Linked DNA regions of Homo sapiens: region 1 is linked to region 2. A link is an interaction called in ENCODE POLR2A ChIA-PET data of the cell type or tissue named here. Cell type or tissue: PC-9. All regions are shown on one strand. Links, peaks and the distances in the headings refer to the core of each region. The heading gives the core; the rest is flanking DNA.

Evidence for each region. ChIA-PET counts read pairs that join two places held together with the same protein. Peaks named below come from ENCODE experiments on the same cell type or tissue, not always from the same donor. Only the 100,000 strongest peaks of a DNase experiment are listed, where the experiment ranks them.
Region 1: POLR2A ChIA-PET joins it to region 2 with 6 read pairs; 2 of 35 experiments call an interaction of 5 or more read pairs at or near these places.

What each region holds. Positions count from the first base shown.
Region 1 is chr3:117,757,279-117,760,095 of GRCh38, reverse strand. The region is part of intron 3 of LOC101926953 (a long non-coding RNA gene); the gene reads right to left. Among named protein-coding and RNA genes, the nearest start is that of LINC02024, 68 kb to the right of the region's middle. In PC-9, for the core only: no CTCF peak of the experiment used is centred there; no DNase peak of the experiment used is centred there.
Region 2 is chr3:117,852,428-117,855,244 of GRCh38, reverse strand. No RefSeq gene overlaps it. Among named protein-coding and RNA genes, the nearest start is that of LINC03051, 140 kb to the left of the region's middle. In PC-9, for the core only: no CTCF peak of the experiment used is centred there; a DNase peak (open chromatin) is centred at 1,214.

The sequences.
Region 1 (2,817 bases), core at 19-2,518, 95 kb after region 2:
TCTAAGAATCTCACCCATTGTTTCTCTATGAGAGTGTGAATTTTCTGAGGATCGGTTATCTCCTAATTTTACTCATTTTTTATATTGCCTACTGACTATTGCATAGGACCTAGCAAGGGACAGACATTCAATAAATACTTCGTGGATGAATGATGTGTTATTGTGTATCCCACAAAGCAGTCCAAGAAAGAGTGATTGTTTAATACATGTTTTCTAAGTCGGATTGAAAAAAAAAATCATGATTTCTTCCTTGAACCATGAATCTGGTGACTGAAAGAGTGAGTCTGGTGGGCTGAGTCTGAGAACCGAAGATGATCCTCACAAATTCAAGAGAAACTAGCAAAAGGTTGAGGTTAGAGTGGCCCTGCACACCTCCCTGGCAAAGCTGTGAAGGTCACAAAGGTGGCTTATGTTTCAGGAGTATATCCTGGGTGAAGTTGGTGAGGGGCTGTGTTCTATGTTCAGATATGCTGGTGTTTTCATTTTCACATGGGTGGTCCATGGTAACTGGGAGCTGTCTTACATTGTATATCTAGGAAGGTCCAGGTTTACACTGTCCCACTGTGCTTCAGAGATGGCAGCCTGATTTCCCTACCTTCAAAGATATTGACTCATTAGAATTTCCAGGTTAATCATTGGAAAACTTTTATGCTTAAATAGTCTTTTGACTCTTCAGGAGTGAAGTTGTCAAGACCATCTTTACCCAAACACTCATAGTACCCTCAGGCAAACCAGAAAGGAATCTTTACCTATTTTTTTTTTTATTTTGAATCTCTCATTCAAGAGACCTTTCATCTCCATTCAAGCAAAAGGCAAGCTCGGGAGCTTTCCCATACTTGAAGCTTGACACCAGCTTCTTGATTTTCCTTGATTGAGCGACTAGAGGGCACAGAAGCCCAGAATACTCTCAGTGATTCTCAAGGTGGGGGCTGCTTGTGGCATTTATGGTAGGCCAATTCTTTGTTTTTCAGGACAGCCCCCTGCATTGCAGGGCATCTGGCATTTCTAGTCATTAAGTGCCAGTAGAAGCCCTCAGTTACTGTGATAATTAAAAAGTCCCCACACATTTCCAAACACTCCCAGCAAGTGGTACCACCCCTTGTTTAAAACACTAGTATAGAATTGTTGGAGTGACTGAGACTGAAATGACTGAACAATGCCTCTATTCTTTCCAGTTGCTAATATGGGTGGTAGAATTCCCACCCATAGGATGCACCATATAGTAGCTTTGCATTTACAGGTACAAAGAGTAATGGGGCATTTCAAGCACACTGTAAACCTTCTCAGACAATTCAGAGAGGCAAGTGTGGGGAGCCCCGCCAACGGACACAGATGGGGAGGAACGCCAGCCTTGTCATACTGATTTATCAATTATACATTGTCTTCAGCTTACTCTTTACTGTGTTCAATCTGATTTCCTAACCTCCTATGTACAGAGTTTGTTTTTCTGCCACGTCTTTATTATCCTGGATTTATTCTATTCCTGGAAATGTTAAAACCTCTAAACTCCTATGGGAAGATGCAGAACCAGAGAGATTTGTACAATTAACTGACACAGTTTAGAATATTTTAAAAGGCTTGACAATATTCGTGTCATCATGCCATTGATGTTTACTTTATTGCATGTTGGGATGTACATTAAACATTGTAGCAGCTTAATACTGTGGAAAGATTAAGATCAGAAGACCTGAGTCTCTGCCTTCGGGTCCTGCTACAAATTGGTTGGGTGACATTCATTGGCCAACTCACTTCCTTTCTCTGAACTTTAATTTCCTCATATGAAAAAACTATGGGGCTGGACTTTTAGGAATTCAAGTCATTCTTTGAATTTTGAAGTTTAAAATATATAGAATTTTGATGGATTAGAGAAAATAAAAGAGAAAGAGAGAAAGAGGAAGGAAGGAAAAGGAAGGAAGGAAAGAAGGAAGGAAGGAAAGAAGGAAGGAAGGAAAGGAAGGAAGGAAGGAAAAGGAAGGAAGGAAAGAAGGAAGGAAGGAAAGAAGGAAGGAAGGCAAGGAAGGAAGGAAGGAAGGAAGAGAGGGAGGGAGGGAGGGGGGGAGGGAACTCTAAGCCACTAACATAAATTGACCATCTTTTTACTTTTTCCTTACTTAACCAAAATGGCAGTATAGTTATAATAGACTGTGTGGACTGAATCTAAAAGTAAGTTTTATGTGGATGTGTATACAATTGTGGTTGTGTATTGTATACCATTCAAGGTCATACTGCTAGTTCTGCCCCATCATTAAATATCAGTGAAACTGTCAGAAATGTCCTATTTTGCACATTAGTTTAATGGCATATATTAAATCCGTTATACATTAAGCACCATGGACTAAAAAATGATTAAGACAAAATACATATCTTTGGGGAGCACACAATCTAGAGAGAGGGATAGGCATGTAAAGAGACACACAGTGCCTGATAAGTGCAGTGCTAGAGTGGGATTTGAGTGTCATGGCAGTAGCAAGTGAGATGTGCCACTTATCTATGGATGTTGAAGTCAGGAAAAGCTAGCCAGAAGAGGTAGCATGTGAGTAAGAATACACTAGGCCTTTAATTTGGTTGAACCTGACTCACACCTTCTCTTTGAAATCTCCTATTTATTTCGTCCCTCTTCCCTCAGTATGCTTTCCACTCAGTGATGGATGATGAAGTGGTGGAATAGATGTTAGTTGCTTTTCTTCTTTTTTTCCCCACTGCTATGAAGATCCCTCACCACCTTTTGTTGTACAAAGATGACACCACCTGAAGCATCCAGTCTCCGGATATCGCCAATAAGTTTTATTAATACAATTTATATTAAATCTGTTTTAG
Region 2 (2,817 bases), core at 194-2,693:
GGGTGATTTTTTTTTAAATTACAATGACTTCACTATCCTTATCTCAACCCCTCACTCTTTCCCAAACCCCGGGAATTTCTGCATAGGACTTAAGCCAGAGTTACAAGTAAATATCAAATATTAATTTCTTTAGTAAGTAAAGAAACTGTGATTCAAATCTATATCTGACTTTCAAACCCATAATTCCTTTTATGACACTTTGCCACACTGTTTGTTATACATATCATGTTCAGGAGTTTGGTTCTCTCCCAAACTCAGATCCTAAAACCCTGCTTATCCCTCTGTATGTGAGCTCCAGAGGTGCCTTAAAGAGTATTTAGGTACTCCAAGTATCTACTCCTCTTTCTCTCTGAAAACACTGTGACCTCTTGGGATGGGACTTCCTGGTAAAAGATAAGAAAGCCAGGGACTCTGCGGTGCTGCTCTACTTTTATTTTTCAAAGATTAGACACTTTTGTAAACTTAAGACTTTTGCTTCTGGGGAGTTCAGTGCTGGCTTTCTGGTGTATTCTGCATCTTGCTTTTGTGGAAACAGAGCCCTGGGTCACTCTTAACACACTCTCCGGAGAGAAGTTGTATATCTCTCATATCCCACAGGCATCCCTACATTTAGGCTGAGAAAGAAGCTGCTAATGGAGTTTAAAAGGTTACTGTCATTAATGAAAAATAAATTTACAGCAGATGGCCTTCCTTCAAAGAAGGAACACTCAGAATGAACATTGTTAGATGAAATGAAAGACAGATTAGTCTTTGCAGTGCTTTCCTAGTGTGTTTTTCCCATTTCTGTTCATAAATGTCTGCCACCTTGGAGTCCTCCCTGGAACCTGATTAGACTTCACGGTCTTCATAATGTTCGAAGGTGAGCTCAGATCAATTTCCTGCATCTTTCCTGCCATGGTAAATCATTTATTGGGATGAATGTTTTACAAAGCCAGGCAAGAAGAAAACTCATGAAAAATGAATATGGTAGAATACACTATGCTGTCCTCCAGTGGTCTTCCAGGCTTCATCGTGTTTCAACTCTCGATGGCAGTGAAGCAGGTAGAACATTTCCCCTCATTTGGTCTTGCTGTGGCCATTTGAACTCAATTAACACATGATGTCATTGAGGCCAAGAGGCTGCGTTTTATTTATTTACATATCATTTGATTCACTCTGTTCTGAGGCCACAGATTTGTTAGTCTGATATAGCAAGCAACAGGGACAGTTAGTCATCACAATAGGGAGCAAGCTAGAAGTGGATGGATTAATGTTTACTCATTCTTACTGAAGATAAAGCAAACAAATGCAAGCAAGGACACTGACTCACTGGGTAGGTCATTAAGCCTTATTTCTAGGAACTGATGGAATAATATGCACATTTAAATTTAACAAATTCAAACTTATTCTTTAAAAATAACTTACTTTAGCCAGTGGGCAGAGTTAGAAGCCCACTTCTAACTCTGGGAGTTAAGTGGGAGGTAATTGAATAATTGGTTTTCTAATAATAAAGCTATTTTTTACCATTGAATATTTGAGTTATATCCCCTTGGATTATAAGATGCCATAATAATTATTAAAAATAAGACAAACAGAAAACCAGCATTGATAACCACAGTGACAACTTTGGTCCCCAACTGCATGAACCCTGCCTACTTTTCCTCTTGCCTTTGTCAGAAACTCTCATACTTCTGATGTCAGAAGATAATATGAGGAACGAAGATACAAATTTGTGTGCCTTTGATAGTATTAGACACATCTTATAATCTGATTTAGTTTAATCCTTATGGCCACCTGTCAAAATGGGTAGAATTATTCCCATTTTACCAATAAAGAAATTAAGGCTACACAATGTGCTTAAAGTCATATAATTAGTGAGAGTGAACCAGACTTCAATCAGGTGTGTCTCAAATTTAGATGATGCCTTGTAGACATTCTAAGTCTAATTAGGCAGAGATTAAAAAAAAAGAAGAAGAAGAAAAAAGAAAGCTAGAAGCACATCCAAAGGAGAAAAGAGGATGTCAGTAACACAGGGAGACTGATATGGTTTGGTTGTATCCCCACCCGAATCTCATCTTAAATTGTAGCTCCCATAATCCCCATGTGTCATGGGAAGGACCCCGTGGGAGGTAATTGAATAATGGGGGCAAGTCTTTCTCATGCTATTTTTGTGATAGTGAATAAATCTCAGGAGATCTGATGGTTTTATAAAGGACAGTTCTCCTACACATACTGTCTTGCCTACTGCCCTGTAAGATGTTCCTTTGCTCCTCCTTGGCCTTCTGTCATGATTGTGAGGCCTCCCCAGCCATGTGAGACTGTGAGTCCATTAAACCTCTTTTTCTTTATAAATTACCCAGTCTTGAGTATTTCTTCATAGCAGTTTGAAAATGGACTGTTACAGAGACAAACAGGAAAGATCAGAGATGACCAGAGCAACATTATAGAGCAGAGAAGAACACCAGTCCTCTGATATTATACCAAAAGAATGTAAATTAGAGGAAGAGCCTTCTAAATTGCTCTTGCAGATGACACCTTTCCATGGTTTTACCATCTTGACTGTTGTTTTTGTTTGTTTGTTTGTTTTGATGGAGTCTCGCTCTGTTGCCAGGCTGCAGTGCAATGGCACTATCATGGCTTACTGCAACTTCTGCCTCCTGGATTCAAGCAATTCTCGTGCCTCAGCCTCCCGAGTAGCTGGGATTACAGGCACACGCCACCACACCCAGCTAATTTTTGTATTTTTAGTAGAGCTGGGGTTTCACAGTGTTGGCCAGGCTGGTCTTGATCTCCTGACCTCGTGATTCACCTTCCTTGGCCTTCCAAAGTGCTGGGTTT